Regions from separate parts of the Homo sapiens genome. Here region 2 is linked to region 1. Evidence: chromatin loops called from intact Hi-C (ENCODE). Cell type or tissue: PC-3. All regions are shown on one strand.

Evidence for each region. A loop is a pair of places that touch in the nucleus more often than their neighbours do. Peaks named below come from ENCODE experiments on the same cell type or tissue, not always from the same donor. Only the 100,000 strongest peaks of a DNase experiment are listed, where the experiment ranks them.
Region 2: it touches region 1 in a loop (5-fold over the local background); 35 of 110 quality-filtered maps call a loop at or near these places.

What each region holds. Positions count from the first base shown.
Region 1 is chr19:13,159,914-13,167,913 of GRCh38, forward strand. No RefSeq gene overlaps it. Among named protein-coding and RNA genes, the nearest start is that of IER2, 14 kb to the left of the region's middle. RefSeq lists a silencer at 3,013-3,412 and enhancers at 3,683-3,772, 5,360-5,937, 7,389-8,000. In PC-3, no CTCF peak of the experiment used is centred here; DNase peaks (open chromatin) are centred at 3,058, 4,208, 4,618, 7,848 and 2 weaker places; H3K4me3 peaks cover 3,506 bases; H3K27ac peaks cover 6,859 bases.
Region 2 is chr19:13,829,950-13,837,949 of GRCh38, forward strand. ZSWIM4 (zinc finger SWIM-type containing 4) reads left to right here. Exons shown (of 14, transcript NM_001367834.3): 14 at 242-2,305. The coding sequence ends at 1,101. It overlaps MIR23AHG (miR-23a/27a/24-2 cluster host gene), which reads right to left. Exons shown (of 1, transcript NR_036515.2): 1 at 4,567-8,000. It overlaps MIR24-2 (microRNA 24-2), which reads right to left and starts at 6,410; the gene lies at 6,338-6,410. MIR27A (microRNA 27a) reads right to left here and starts at 6,568; the gene lies at 6,491-6,568. It also overlaps MIR23A. RefSeq lists enhancers at 3,475-3,524, 3,575-3,624 and a silencer at 3,735-3,924. In PC-3, CTCF peaks have their summits at 3,940 and 4,144; DNase peaks (open chromatin) are centred at 3,692, 4,562 and 7,192; H3K4me3 peaks cover 312 bases; H3K27ac peaks cover 4,529 bases.

The sequences.
Region 1 (8,000 bases):
CAGCCTCCACTGCCTAGGCTCAAGCAGTCCTCCCACCTCAGCCTCTGCAGGAGCTGGGACCGCAGGCCTGTGACACCATGCCCAGCTAACTGTATTCATGTAATAGTTTTCTTTGCGTTAACCCACTTATTAATCACTCTCCCTATTTAGAAAGTAACAGTTTTTTAAAAGGTTACAATGAAAATAAAACAATGTCAAAAGATCCTGCTGAAACAGTAACAGGTTTAATAGTTTCAAAGAGAGATTAGCCAGCCTTAACGACACATTGTTTCCAAGGGAAGAAAACTATGCTTGGGCTGAGAAGGGGGATGCAAGTTGACAAGGGAGAAATTTGGAGAGATCCAGTCCACGTTATTTAAATAACATTGAATTGGGCTGGGCGAAGTGGCTCACGCCTGTAATCTCAGCACTTTGGGAGGCCGAGGTGGGCGGATCACCTGAGGTCAGGAGTTTGAGGCCAGCCTAGCCAACATGGTGAAACATCACCTCTAATAAAAATCCAAAAATTAGCCGGGCATGGTGGTGAGTGCCTGTAGTCCCAGCGACTTGGGAGGCTGAGGCAGGAGAATTGCTTGAGCCCGGGAGGCAGAGGATGCAGTGAGTCAAGATCACACCACGGCACTCCAGCCTGGGCAACAGAGTGAGACTGTCTCAAAAAAATAAATAAATAAATAAATAACCTTGAATTATTTTGCCACACTGTCCCAGAATATGGAAAATTCTGCTTCTGGAAGAGGGACAAACTCCTATGATGATCTGCAAGGCCCTGCTTGATCTGGGGCCATCCCATCTCTGGATGAATCATGCATCACCCTCTGGCCACATGGACCTGCTTTTTGTTCCTCATACTTCCACAGCCTTCTCAGCCACATGGCCTTTGGATATGCCGTGACCTCCTGAAGATCTTTCAGCTTCCTTGCTCACCTAGTGAAGCCAGCTCAGCTCAAGGGGCAAATCCTCAGGGAAGTGTTCCCTGTCTAACCCTCTTTTGGCCTAAGGACTGCTTTATTTTATTTTTTATTTTTATTTTTTGAGATGGAGTCTCTCTCTGTCACCCAGGCTGGAGTGCAGTGGTGCGATCTCAGCTCACTGCAACCTCCACCTCCCGGGTTCAAGTGATTCTCCTGCCTCAGCCTCCCGAGTAGCTGGGATTACAAGCTCCCACCATCACACCTAGCTAATTTTTGTATTTTTAGTAGAAATGGGGTTTCACCATGTTGTCCAGGATGGTCTCGATCTCCTGATCCGCCCGCCTCAGCCTCCCAAAGTGCTGAGATTACAAGCATGAGCCACCGTACCTGGCCTATTTTATTTTATTTTAATTAATTAATCTATTTTTGAGACAGGGTCTTGCTTTGTCGCCCAGACTGGAGTGTAGTGGCATGATCCAAGGCTCACTGCAGCCTCAAAGTCTAGTGCTTAAGGGATCCTCCCATCTCAGCTTCCAGCATAGCTGAGACCCCAGGCACACACCACGATGCCTGGCTAATTTTTTATTTTTTTTGTAGAGATGGAATTTCCATGTTGCCCAGGCTGGTGTTTTTTATTTATTTATTTAACCAGTCTCTGATGGGAGGCAAGACCCCTATATTTGACACTCGGATCAAGAGCTACTTTATTTAAAACATTTGGCCAGGCATGGTGGCTCACGCCTGTAATGCCAACACTTTGGGAGACCGAGGCAGGAGGATCACGAGGTCAGGAGTTCAAGACCAACTTGGCCAATAAGGTGAAACCCCATCTCTACTAAAAATACAAAAATTAGCCAGGCATGGTAACACGCGCCTGTAGTCCCAGCTACTCCAGAGGCTGAGGCAGGAGAATCGCTGGAACCTTGGAGGAGAAGGTTTCAGTGAGCCGAGATGGCACCACTGCACTCCAGCTGGGCGACAGAGTAAGACTCTGTCTCAAGAAAAATAAAGAGACCAGGCGCAGTGGCTCACACCTGTAATCCCAGCACTTTGGGAAGCCAAGGTGGGCGGATCACAAGTTCAGGAGCTCGAGACCAGCCTGGCCAATATGGTGAAACCTCATCTCTACTAAAAATACAAAAATTAGCCGGGCGTGGTGGCAGGAGCCTGTATCCCACCTCTTGGGAGGCTGAGGCAGGAGAATCGCTTGAACCCGGGAGGCGGAGGTTGCAGTGAGCCAAGGTCAAGCCACTTCACTTTAGCCTGGGCGACAGAGCAAGACTTCATCTCAAAAAATAATAATAAAATAAATTTTTGCGGGGCTGGGAGTGGTGGTTCATGCCTGTAATCCCAGCATTTTTGGAGGCTGAGGTGGGCGGATCACTTGAGGTCAGGAGTTTGAGACCAGCCTGGCCAACATAGTGAAACCCCATCTCTACTAAAAATACAAAAATTAGCCAGGCGTGGTGGCGCGCACCTGTAGTTCCAGCTGCTCGGAAGGGTGAGATGGGAGAATCGTTTGAACCCGGGGCCGGGGGGCTGAGGTTGCAGTGAGCTGAGATAGCGCCAATGCACTCCAGCCTGGGTGACAGTGAGACTCAGTCTCAAAAAAAAAAAAATTTTTTTTTGTTAATACTTATCACAAGTGCAATTTTACCTTTGTAGAATTAAACCGTTGTTTCTGAGTTAGTTTCCTCTTGTAGCCTACTGCCTCCAAGTCTAGCAGATGGTTAAGCGGTTTTTGTGAATGAATGATGCCTTTGCAACCTTCGTTTGAGATCTGTCCTCTTAACGTCCACTGTGTATATATGAGGAAACAGGCCCACAGAGTTTCGCTCTGCAAGACAGCAAGTAAAGGACAGCTCTAGTCGGGTCCTCTATCCCGAAGCCTCCTCCCCACTCTGCCCTGCCCTGCCGTGCAGGACCCAAAGGAAGGGCGCCCCAGTTCAGCCTCTGTAGATCTGGGAAAGGGCCGGGCCACAGGTCGGGACCAATCCAGAAGCAGCACCCAGACCGGTTTACCCGGTTCCAGGACCTTGGGCGAAGTCCACCCGCCCGAGGGCAGGGACGACGCAGGCCACGCCGCGGCCCAGTTGCTAGCCAGGCAGGGTGGGGATTTGATCTTGCCAAGGAAATGTGAGCGGGAGGCCGAGCGTTGGAGGTGGGTAAGTCGTCACTATGCAGGGCGGAGCCATCCTGTGTCTATCACGCCCAAGGGCGGTGCATGCAAATTGACTCCCGCATTTGGCTTTTCCCCGGGCTCCGTCTCCGCGCGCTGCAACCCGCGACTTCCAAGAACTCCCCGCGTAGTCAGCTGCCCGGGCCACGCCCCCTTTCCGGACCCGCCCTGCCCGCCCCAGGGAGGCGGGGGCGGAGCTTGCGGCCCAGCGGGAAGGCGGAGGCGGGGGTCGCGCCCAGGTCCCGGGGGCGTCAGAGGCAATGGGAAGTCGTGGCTTCTGCACCGCCCTTGGGGGTTCGGCTCCCAATCAGGGAAAAAGGGCCGAGAGAATGAAAGAGTAATGAGACTTGCGAGTTTGAGGCTCACACTACTCTCTTTGGGTTGGGGGTTGCTGAAGCCTCCACGTGTATTCAGGGAGCCCCGAACCTCACACCTCTGTCCAGGGGAGCTCAGAACCCGCCGTGTTCTGGAAAGCCTACACCTTCCCCGGTTTTTTAGTGTCTAGGGGAGCCCACAACCCTCACAGCCGTGTCTAGTAGCGCTCAGATCCACACACCTGTGTTTGGGGGAGCCCAGATCTTCTCTACCTGTGTCCAGATGAGTTCAGAGCCCCGACGTTTGTCCAGGAAAGCCCACCTCTGTCCAGAAGCGCTCTGACCAGGACCTTTCCTGTTTCCTGAGGCTCAGCCTAGGGGGTCATCCCACCCAGGTCTGTGTTAAGGGGAGCTTGTGTCTCCCCAAACATGTCCAAGTGAGCTGAGCTCAGGAGCTGAGGCCTCCCCATATCGTGCTCCCCGCCTGGCCCTTTGGTGAATCCCTTTCTCAGAAGAAACCCTCAGGGGCCCTAGCCCTGCTGCCCTTCCCTGCACTGTCTTCGAGCCTCCTGGCCCAATTGGCCCCTCCCCCAGTACACTGTTGAGTCTTAGTTAAGACATAATCCCAGCATTCACTGTCCCCCATCCCCCAGCTCTCCCGCACCTCGGCGGCTGGCCGGGCCCCCGGGAGTGCCGTCATCCCAGCCGGCTGGCCACCCGACTGGCACCAATTAATTTCCTCCTCGGCCTGTCCACCCAGGGCCTCGGCCTGTCTGGTTGCCAGCTGCTCACCCTCAGCCAGCCCGCCCCCTCGGGCTCCCAGGGAATTGCCAACAGTTCTCCTCCTTCCTGCAACCCCCCCACCCCCAATCCAGGCCACCCCACCCAGCACAGTTAATCAGAAAAAGCTGACAGTTAGGACCTGGAGGAGTGATCTGAAATCAGATGGAGGAGGGGTGGGATGTTAAACTTTCGGACCCAGGGATGCTTGGGGTGGAGCGGGGGCATGGCTGGAGGGAGGCAGAGGATCCAGTTTTACTTAAGAACCCCAAATCAAAGGCTTGTAGCTTCCAGATGGGGACTGCAGGGAGGGCTGACCCCCTCCCGCATACACCAGGCGGGCAAGGTGGAGCGCCCCTCCTCGGAAATTGCCCCCCGCCCAAGATGCGTCAGTGACAGCTGTGCCTCCTCAGCCCGCACCCAGCCGGTTTCCTTTTCCTGTGCACACTCTCCCGATGGGCTGGCCTTCAGCCTGGAGAGACTCCACGGCCCCTTGGAAGGGGCTCCCCAGAGGGTCTTCCTGGACGAGGGGGAGGGGACAGGCTGAAGAACAATGGGGCTTCTGTGGCTGCAGGACGCCAGGCACTTCCTGTTAACCCTTTCCTCGGGGTGCAGCTGCAGGGAGCACCTCCCAGGTCCCGCCTTGTGGGAAGGGGCAGAGGCAGCCTGAGGGGAAATCTTGTTGCGGGAATTAACTGTTGTGTTAATTGAGGCTTTTGTGAGTGTACTTAGGAGGGGTGAGGTGAATCACACCTTTTCTCACTTGATGGAGTTACAGGGCTTTCTCCTCTATTGCTGAGGGCTGTGCAGTCAGGGACGGGGCAGGGCTAGCCTGGGAGAAGCCTGTGCACTGAGCTCAGAGACGTTCAAGGCTTTTCCCCAGATAGGTTACACCAGGATCTCCAGGGCATGGACAGGGATGGGGTCGGGGAACCCAGGCATCCTAGGTGAATCCAAGGAACAGCCATGTCTGCAAACCACTGTTCTAGCTGCCTTGCTGGGCTTACCTAGGGGCCACGATCCCTGAGTCAGTTCCCTTGGCAGCCTGGGTCTCAGTTTCCCTTGGCTTGTAGAAGTTCTTTCAGGGGCCTACCAAGAGGACACGGCAGTCTAGGAGCTCCCTAAGGGGCAGGAGTGGGCTGGGAGCCTTGGAAACGGTTTGTTTCTCCTGGGAGCCCTGAGAAGTCATGTTGGGGGAATTAACTGCTGTGTTAATTGAGGCTTCAAGCCAAGTCCCCTCTGTTTACACAGAGAGTCTGAGAAATGCCCTCGGAAGATTCCGAGAGCCTCCAAAGGCCCCAGAGACTTTGCTTCTGCCCTGGAGGCTTCTGGTTTTTTACGGGTAAGATAACCTCTCCCATAGTCAAGAGAGAGACTTACTGATGCTTATGGCAGCCCCAGGCCCTGAAGGTATGCTGTACTTGGTCACTTCCGTGCATTTGTTTAATCCTCACCACAAGCCTGGGTCAGGATAAAAAGTAGGCACTTCACTCTTTTTTTTTTTAGGGGTCTTGCTATGTTGCCCAGGATGGTCTTTAACTCCTGGGCTCAAGTGATCCTCCTGCCTTCGGCCTTCCAAAGTGCTGAGGTTACAGGAATGAGCCACCGTGCCCAGCCCAGCCCTAAAGTAGGCCTTTTTTTCCCCCCGCGACGGAGTTTCACTCTTGTTGCCCAGGCTGGAGTGCAATGGCACGGTCTCAGCTCACCGCAACCTCCGTCTCTGGGTTCAAGTGATTCTCTTGCCTCAGCCTCCTGAGCAGCTGGGATTACAGGCATGGGCACCATGCCCGGCTAATTTTATATTTTTAGTAGAGAGGTGGGGTTTCGCCATGTGGGTCTCGAACTCCCAACCTCAGGTGATCCGCCCGCCTTGGCCTCCCAAAGTTCTGGGATTACAGGTGTGAGCCACCGCGCTCGGCCTTTTTTTTTTTTTTCCTTCTGAAGTGGAGTCTTGTTCTGTTGCCCAGGCTGGAGTGCAGTGACGCGATATCAGCTCATTGAACCCTCTGCCTCCCAGGTTCAAGCAATTCTCCTGCCTCAGCTTCCCAAGTAGATGGGATTACAGGCATGCACCGCCACGCCCAGCTAATTTTTGTATTTTTAGCAGAGATGGGGATTCACCATGTTGGCCAGGCTGGTCTTGGAACTCCTGACCTCAGGTGATCTGCCTGCCTCAGCCTCCCAAAGTGCTGAGATTACAGGTGTGAGCCACTGTGCCCCACCAGGTAGGCACTTTCATTAGCCCCATTTTACAGATGAGGGAACTGAGGGGAACTGAGGCACAGAGTGGTTAAACAAAGTGTCCAGGGTTACCCTGTCCAGTAAAGCAAAGCCCATTGACATTCTTCCTCTCCTGGATTTTTTTTTTTTTTTGAGATGGAGTCTTGCTCTGTCGCCCAGGTGGGAGTGCAATGGCCCAATCTTGGCTCACTGAAAGCTCTGCCTCCCAGGTTCAAGCAATTCTCCTGCCTCAGCTTCCTGAGTAGCTGGGATTACAGGCGTGCACCACCGTGCCCAGCTAATTTTTGTATTTTTTTTTTTTTTAAGTAGAGACGGGGTTTCACCATGTTGGTCAGGCTGGTCTCGAACTCCTGACCTCGTGATCTGCCCGCCTCGGCCTCCCAAAGTGCTGGGATTACAGGTGTGAGCCACCACGCCCGGCCGGATTTTTCTTCTTTTCTTTTCTTTTCGGTGGGGAGGAGGAGAGTGTGAGGACCTTTGTCCTGGTTGGTGAACTTTTGCTTAAACCCAGCTTCTATCTCTGGTTCTCAGATAAGGAACCAGCTCCTTCTGGGAGCTGAGAGCCGCACCCCAGGTCTCCTTGCCACTCCTGGGCTACCTGTTTTCTCTTTCCTCATATCCAGGGCTGATCACTCACCAGGTTCCCTCTTAGAATCATTTGCCACTTCACTTCATTTTCCTCTCTTCTCCCCTTTCTGCAGGATGAACACTTCCCCAGGGGTCAATCTGTGCACGCTCAGTCCAGGGGCTGGGTAAAGACAAAGTTTTTTGTTTGCTGTTGTTCACTTGTTTATTTAAATTTATTTATTTTGAGATGGAGTCTCGTTCTGTCACCCAGGCTGGAGTGCAAGGCGCGATCTCGGCTCACTGCAACCTCCGCCTCCCGGGTTCAAGCAATTCTCTGCCTCAGCCTCCTGAGGAGCTGGGATTACAGGTGTGCACCACCATGCCCGGCTAATTTTTGTATTTTTAGTAGAGATGTGGTTTCACCATCTTGGCCAGGCTGATCTTGAACTTCTGACTTCGTGATCCACCTGTCTCAGCCTCCCAAAGTGCTGGGATTACAGGCGTGAGCCACTGCGCCCCACCCTCACTTGTTTATTTACTTGTTTTGTAAACATTATTTACTGAGCATGATCAAACTGCTAGACTGGAGAGGCTGCTGCAATCTCCTCCCTCTGCCCCCGCCATTTCCTGGTACCCATCCTTGCTGGTGGTGTCTGCAATCAGCGGGGCCCTGGCTGAGTTCACGGGAAAGGAAATGGCTCATTGCTTCAGCCTTTAGACCGGGGGGCAGGGAGGGCCTGTCGGGAGGCCGCCTAGTCAGGGGCGTGTCAGAGGCCAGAGGGGCCGGGGCCCAGCAGCTGGGGCTTGGTAAGCTCTGGAGCCTGGGCTCCAGGCCAGCTCGCTGCCAACCTCCACCTGAGACCACCCCACCCCCAACCCCCTTCCTTCTCTCCCCTGCTGCCGAGGCGCGCCCTTCCGGAGTGAAACTTTGGTTTCTCACGACCCGGAAGGCTTGAAGCAAACCTGCAATTACTCACTGCCTGGTCTGTGCGGGCTGCAGCTCTCAGA
Region 2 (8,000 bases), 670 kb after region 1:
GGCCAGGCTAATGTGGCTGCAGGGGGTTGAGGGGGTTGCAGAAAGAGGCTCCAAAGCTTAGCCTTCTACACACGTGATTCCCACCTAGTCCAGGTGCGCCCTGATGATTTGGAAAGGAAGTTTCTGTTCAGCATGGTGTGGAGGTGGAAGTGGAGGTGGCAGTGTCATGGTTAACCCACGCATACATGTACGTGTGTCTGCCCCCGCTCCTGACGGATTTCCCTCCCTCACCTCCCACCAGGCCCGCAAGCCCTGATGAATATCATGCAGAACTGGTATTCCTTATTCACACCAGTGGAGGCGGCTACCATCGTGGCAGTGACGGGCACCACACACGCCACTCTGCTGCGACTGCAGCTGGACACATCGCGGAGGGAGGAGCTCTGGGCCTGCGCCCGCACCCTGGCCTTGCAGTGCGCGATGAAGGACCCTCAGAACTGCGCCTTGCCTGCCCTGACCCTGTGCGAGAAGAACCACTCGGCCTTCGAGGCGGCCTACCAGATCGTGCTGGACGCGGCGGCCGGCGGCCTGGGCCACGCCCACCTCTTCACTGTGGCCCGCTATATGGAGCACCGCGGGCTGCCGCTCCGGGCCTACAAGCTGGCGACGCTGGCCCTGGCGCAGCTCAGCATCGCCTTCAACCAGGACAGCCACCCTGCCGTCAACGACGTGCTTTGGGCCTGCTCTCTCAGCCACTCCCTGGGCCGGCACGAGCTCTCTGCCATCGTCCCCCTCATCATTCGCAGCATCCACTGTGCCCCAATGCTGTCCGATATTCTGCGCCGCTGGACTCTCTCGGCGCCCGGTCTGGGCCCCTTAGGGGCACGCCGGGCCGCCAAGCCACTGGGTGCCGACCGGGCGCCGCTCTGCCAGCTCCTGGACGCGGCAGTCACCGCCTACATCACCACCAGCCACTCGCGCCTCACGCACATCAGCCCGCGGCACTATGGGGATTTCATCGAATTCCTGGGCAAGGCCCGGGAGACCTTCCTGCTGGCGCCCGACGGGCACCTCCAGTTCTCACAGTTCTTGGAGAACCTCAAACAGACCTACAAGGGCAAGAAGAAACTCATGCTTTTGGTGCGGGAGCGTTTTGGTTGAGGGACAGTGGGGTGCGTGGGAGTGGGGATCCCCCTCGCCCCTGCGTCCCCCACCCTTGCTCTCCAATTAGGCCCACGTGGCATTTCAGTATTATTAAGTCAGGGAAGGAGCCCGGCTGGAGATGGGGGCAGGGGGAGCAGCATCCTGCCACGTGTGTGCCTGGGAGTCTGTGAGCAAGTGTGCAAGACTCCAGAAGCAGAAGCCATACTGCCACCCAGAAGCCTGGAAGGGGTGTGTGCTTGGGCTGCTGGTATGACCCCACTTTGGGCACCCCAAAAGCAATAGGCAAACTCCCCTTACCCAGACTGGCTTGGGCTCCAGGAGGGAGGCTGGGAGGCAGGACTTTCCAGAAATCGACCCTCTAAGTCAATGTAGCACATTTTCCCCCAACCCCACCCTGGGTGGCCAAGGGTCCTCCCCCACCCCCTACTGCTCAGGGCCCCCCATTATGCCACCTCCAAAGTGGCTGCCCAGCCAGGACCATTGGCTCACCCCCACTGAAGGAATTGAAGAGGCCTCAGGCCTCAGCCTCATACCTCACCCCCTTATCCTATCCGGCCAGGACCCCCATTTCCTTGGGCACTAGGGTCCCAGGGTGGGCTCAGGGTTGGGGAAGTCCTCGCTGCCCTCTCTTCTCACCTGCTAGTCACTGGACGTACAACTCAGGAACTGAGCGAGGCTCACACTGCCCCTTCCAACCTGGGGTTGGGGGACACAGACGCGAGAGAGCCGGAGACCCCCACCCCCGATCTGGAAAGGAAAGAGACCTGTATCTTGGTGTTTTTCTGGCTTTTTCACCCTTTCGCCTCCTGTCTTTCTGCTTCGCCCCTTCATCTTACTCTGTTTCCATTTTTCCCGGCACTTACCTGCCTTTCTCTCTGCACCTAAGTCCCTGCCGCCCTCTCTCTTTGGCCATCCTTCCTTTCCCCCACCTTGACCCAGGGAGGAGAAGGGAGAACATCACCCCCCCAAGTCACCCCCACATCTTTTCCCTTCTTGTATATTAAGGACAAAATACCACATCATTTTGTAACTTTTTTTCTATTTATTGAACGGTGTATTACATGTCCTTTTCCTTTTTTTTTTTCAAAGATTGAACAGAAATTTTTCTTTTTAATTTTATTTTGAGACTGGGGTGCATCTCCAGAGCCACTCACACCCTCAACCTCGTTTCCTCCGCAAAAAAAAAAAAAAAAAAAAAAAATGTCTGGCCTTATTTCTGGGTGCAGCGCCAAGCGAGGGGTGGGATGGGAGCGACTGCTGGCTTCATTCCATGGTAATTATGTAAATATTTCCCTTTTTTTTTTTTTGGTCTTTCTCTGTTGCCCAGGCTGGAGTGCAGTAGCGCGATCTGGGCTCACTCCAACCTCCACCTCCCGGGTTCAAGCGATTCTCCTGGCTCAGCCTCCCAAGTAGCTGGGATTACAGGCATGCGCCACCACACCGGGCTAATTTTTGTATTTTTTAGTAGAGACGGGGTTTCACCATGTTGGCCAGGCTGGTCTCGAACACCTGACCTCAGGTGGTCTGCCCGCCTCAGCCTCCCAAAGTGCTGGGATTACAGGCGTGAGCCACCGCACCCGGCCTTATGTAAATATTTCAAAACAGAGATGGACAGCTCACCATGAGGGAACACAGGGCTGAATGCGTTACCGCTGTCATTTAATCGTCACCACAGCCCTATGAGTTGGTAGGATTATCTTTTCCATTTTACAGATGAGAAAACTGAGGTTGCAAAGTGGAAAGAAAGGGCACCCAGCGGCCGGGCGCGGTGGCTCACGTCTGTAATCCCAGCACTTTGGGAGGCCGAGGCGGGCGGATCACGAGGTCAGGAGATTGAGACCATCCTGACTAACACGGTAAAACCCCGTCTCTACTAAAGATATAACAAAAAATTAGCCAGGCGTGGTGACGGGCGCCTGTAGTCCCAGCTACTAGGGAGGCTGAGGCAGGAGAATGGCGTGAACCCTGGAGGTGGAGCTTGCAGTGAGCCGAGATCGCCCCACTGCACTCCAGCCTGGGCGACAGAGCGAGACTCCGTGGGTGGGGGGCAGGGGGGAAGGGCACCTAGCTAGGACGTTTGATTTAGGACCTGGTTGGGGCCACTGACCCCTGCCCACCCCTGACTGCAGGGTCCTTGAGCCCCTAGGAAGGGCCAAGATGGGGGTGGGGGGCGCCCTGGCTCCAGACACCAATGTTGGGGGTCCTTGTCTCCAAATTGCTGAGCATGGGAGGCTGTGGCAGGTGTTGGTGCAGCTGGATGGGGAAGACACCCCGATCAAAAGCGGGAACCCCGGGTTTAGACTCGACCTCGGTGGGCGGGGCTCTGGCCAAGAGAAGAAAAACGGAGTGGGGGTGGTCTGTGCGTGGACACTCGCCAGGGGACGTGGCCAGGGCGTGTCTGGGATCTTGCGCCACTGAAGAGGCTCCCAGTCGTCAAATAGAGTGAGGGATGGGATCCAAAGGACGGCGAGAAAGCCCGTGGTTGTCTAAACGTCCCTGGCTCCCCGAGAAGCAGTTTCCTCGGGGCCTTCCTGCCTTTTGGATGAATGGAGATGCTGTGTCTGGGTCACTGCCAGAGCCGGGGCAGGAGAGGACAGAGGCTTCCCGGAGCGGCAGGGCCCGTCGCTAGAGGGCGGGGCCCGCAGTCGGGGGCGGGACTTTGGCGGCGCTGTGCATGGGGATTGGCTTTTCGCACCGCCCCTCCGCTCGAGTGGGCCAATCGGAGACGGCCCCACCTCCTGCCCCGCCGCGCGTATTCCAGCAGGTATGTGCGGGCGGACCCGGGACTGCCCCGCGCGCTCCGTGGCGCCGCCTCGAGGTCTGGGACGGTGGAGGTGGGTGGAGAGCCCGGAGTGCACCCCTTGTGGTCCCTGCCGCCTTCGGACCTGGGGGACCCTTTACTGTGCCCCTCAGGTGTCACCCACGAATGTTCCCATGTTCCTGGGGCGTCACGCAGGTCCCAGCCACATCCAAATGTCCCCCCTTAAGAACTGGGGTTTCCTTCATGTCACATCCCTCAAACCCAAGTTCCCCTCCAGCATTCTCAGATACCAGGCACCCCAAATCTTCCCCTGAGGCCTGAGTAATCCCGTAGGTCCAAGTTGCCCCCAAATGTCACTAGCTCAAGACCCTCAGATCCTGGTTATCGCCACATGTCACCCCTCAGGCTCAGCGTTTCCCTCAGGGTCACCCCACCACCACCACTTCAGATCAGCTTCCATCCTCCCTTGATCAGCGATGTGAAAATCTTTCCACTCTAGGGTTTCCCTCATGGTCACCCCACGATCCAGGACACCCCCAAGGTCACCTTTCCAAGCACAGGATACCCTGCTGCACAGAGCAGGTGGGGCAGGGATGGGCAGGCAGGAGCCCGGAGTGCCAGGATGGTAAATTCAGGCCAATCAAAAGCTGAAACTCCAGCGATGGGAGGCAGGAGTGAATCACAGACCAGACCTTCAGGAATGAAGTCAGGGCAACTTTTATTTACTTGAACAACAGACATGACACACAGCACGATCTCTCCTCTCCATCCCATCCCAAGCTTCTGTCCACGACTACCCAGGGTGGGGAAAAAGGCAATGGCCCAGCCCCGATGACCTGGGGGACTTCAGTGTGCCTCCTCAGTCCCACCCAGAAAAAAGCCTCCTCCCATCTGATTTCAAGATAGTGGAGAAAAGCCAGGCACGGTGGCTCACACCTGAGCCACCTGTAATTCCGGCGCATTGGGAGACTAAGGTGGGAGGATGGCTTGTGGCCAGGAGTTCGAGAACAGCCTGGGCAACATAGTGAGACCTGCCCCCCCATCTCTACAAAAATTAAAATTAAAAAAATTAGCCAGGTGTGGTGGCGCATACCTGTAGTCCCAGCTCTACTGGGGAGGCTAAGGCAGGAGGATCACTTGTGCCCAGGAATTCAAGGTTGCAATGAGCCATGATCACACCAGCCTGGCCAAGATGGTGAAACCCCGTCTCTACTAAAAATACAAAGATTAGCCGGGCATGGTGGTGGGTGCCTGTAAGCCCAGCTACTCAGGAGGCTGAGGCAGGAGAATCGCTTGAACCCAGGAGGCAGAGGTTGCAGTGAGCCAAGATCACACCACTGCACTTCAGCCTGGGCAACAGAGTGAGACTCCGTCTCAAAAACAAACAATAAAAGGCCAGGCACGGTGGCTCACAGCTGTAATCCCAGCACTTTGGGAGGCTAAGACGAGCAGATTGCTTGAGGTCAGGAGTTCAAGACCAGTCTGGGTAACATGGCGAAACCCCGTCTCTACAAAACATAAAAAAAAATTGGCCGGGCGCAGTGGCTCATGCCTGTAATCCCAACACTTTGGGTGGCTGAGGCGGGCAGATCACCTGAGGTCAAGAGTTCGAGACCAGCCTGGCCAACATGGCGAAACTCGGTCTCTACTAAAAATACAAAAATTAGCCAGGTGCGGTGGTGTGCACCTGTAATCCCAGCTACTTGGGAGGCTGAGGCAGGAGAATCGTGTGAACTGGGGAGGTGGAGGTTGCAGTGAGCCGAGATCGAGCCATTGCACTCCAGCCCGGGTGACAGTGCGAGACTCCATCTCAAAAAAAAAAAAACAAAAAAAAAAAAACAGAGTCCTAACTCTTCCCTGCCCTGAGAACCCCCTCAAGGCAGGGAGGATCAGCTATTCCCAGCGCCTCAGGACTAAGCACACCTGCTTGTGTCCCTTCTGGGTCCACAAGGAACTTGTTCCATGCCCCACATGTGGGGCGGGTGTCACTGCTCCTCCCGGCAAGTTAGAAAGCTGCAGGGCCCAGCAAGAAGGGGCCAGGTCAGGTCAACCCAGCCTGATACCGGAAGCCAGGAGTTGGCATTTAACGGTCTGGAGGCCCAAGGCAGCTTCCTCTTGGGTAACTGGCTGCTAGGAAGGTGCGGGCCGGGCCAGTGCCCCTGCCAGGCTTGGGAGAGGAGGGGCCAAGCCTCCAGGCCCGGAAAGGACACAGCTGGCTTCCCTTTTAATGGAAGGGCCACCCACTCACCCACCTATCTATGCTGGCACCACAGCCCAGCCTGAGCTGTGGCCATGCAGGGGTCCCCAGTTGCAGAGTTGGGGATCAGGGCCTGCAGCACACATTTGGGCCCAGCCAACCCCACCCACCACATCCCTCCTCCAGACACAGGTCTGATTCTGAGTCCTCATCTCTGCTCCAAGCATCAGCCCACCCAGGGAAGGCAGGGGCTGCAGGCTCCAAGGGGGCTTGACCCCTGTTCCTGCTGAACTGAGCCAGTGTACACAAACCAACTGTGTTTCAGCTCAGTAGGCACGGGAGGCAGAGCCCAGGGAGGCCAGGCAGCAGGATGGCAGGCAGACAGGCGGCAGCAGGGGACAGGCGGCAAGGCCAGAGGAGGTGAGGGCCTGGGGGGCGGAACTTAGCCACTGTGAACACGACTTGGTGTGGACCCTGCTCACAAGCAGCTAAGCCCTGCTCCTCAGGCCAGGCACAGGCTTCGGGGCCTCTCTGCCACCCCGTCCCCGGGCAGCATCCTCGGTGGCAGAGCTCAGGGTCGGTTGGAAATCCCTGGCAATGTGATTTGTGACAGGAAGCAAATCCCATCCCCAGGAACCCCAGCCGGCCGTGGCACAGGGGTGAGGGGGGCACCGGGCGGGGCCAGAGGCTGGCACCTGGAGGGGAGAAAGAGAGAGAGAGCAAAGGAGGTAATGAGATTTGGGGACACCTCCCCTCCAGGTCCCCAGATGCTTCCTTTGATCACAGGGAAGCTCTTTTCTCATATGCAGGAGCCACCACACGGGGAGCTGGAGCCTAGCTGTGCCCTCCGTTCCAGCCCCAGGACTGGAGAGGCAGAGATACCTAGAGGGCCCATGCGGGACAAGGAGGCTACAGCAACTTGCATGGCCAAGCTCCCCCCTCATTGAGCCCTGGGCAGGCCAAATGGGGCCATGGGGAGAGGAAGCCAAGGGGGGCCAGGCAGGCGGGTGAGGAAGTGATCTCACCCCAGCTGGCGCCACTTCCTAGAAGCCTGGAGGGCAGGAGGAAACCACCAGGGCCTCCCCCCCCGTGGCCCGGTCTCCTCAGTGGCCAGGGCTTAGCCCACACCCACCAGGGCGGATGCCGGCAGCAAGGCACCCCCCTCTCTTTCTAGACACGCACCCCCCGCCCCCCAGAGCACAGGATCCAAGCTCCAAGATACAGGCCTCTCCACCCAAACAGCCCAAGGTTCAAATCCTTGCTCCACAGTTTCCCAAAGACTCTCCAAAGCTTCAGTTTCCCCATCTGTAAAATGGAGCCAAGAGCCTCTTTTGCATAGCCCAGTGAGATGTCACCGAGTATGTATGTCACTCAGTAAGTGCCCAGCACCAGGGCAAGATACAGGATTTTCAGGACCCGGTGCAAAATGAACACGTGGTCCTCTAGTTCGAAAACTAAGAATTTCAGGCCAAGCATGGCGGCTCACGCCTGTAATCCCAGCACTTTGGGAGGCCGAGGCAGGAGAGTCACCTGAGGCCAGGAGTTCAAGACCAGCCTGCGCAATACGACAATACCCCATCTCTACAAAAAAAAAAAATATTTTTTCTTTTTTGAGACAGGGTCTCACTCTGTCGCCACGGCTAGAGTGCAGGGGTGCAATCACAGCTCACTGCAGCCTCAGCCTCCCAGGTTCAAGTGATCCTCCCACCTTAGCCTCCGGGGTAGCTGGGACTACAGCTATGCACCACCATGCCCGGCTAATTTTTTCTTTTTCTTTTCTTTTTTTTTTTTTTTGAGACAGAGTCTCGCCCTGTCGCCCAGGCTGGAGTGCAATGGCGTGATCTCGGTTCACTGCAACCTCCACCTCCAGAGTTCAAGCAATTCTCCTGCTTCAGCCTCCCGAGTAGCTGGGATTACAGGTGCCCGCCACCACGCCCA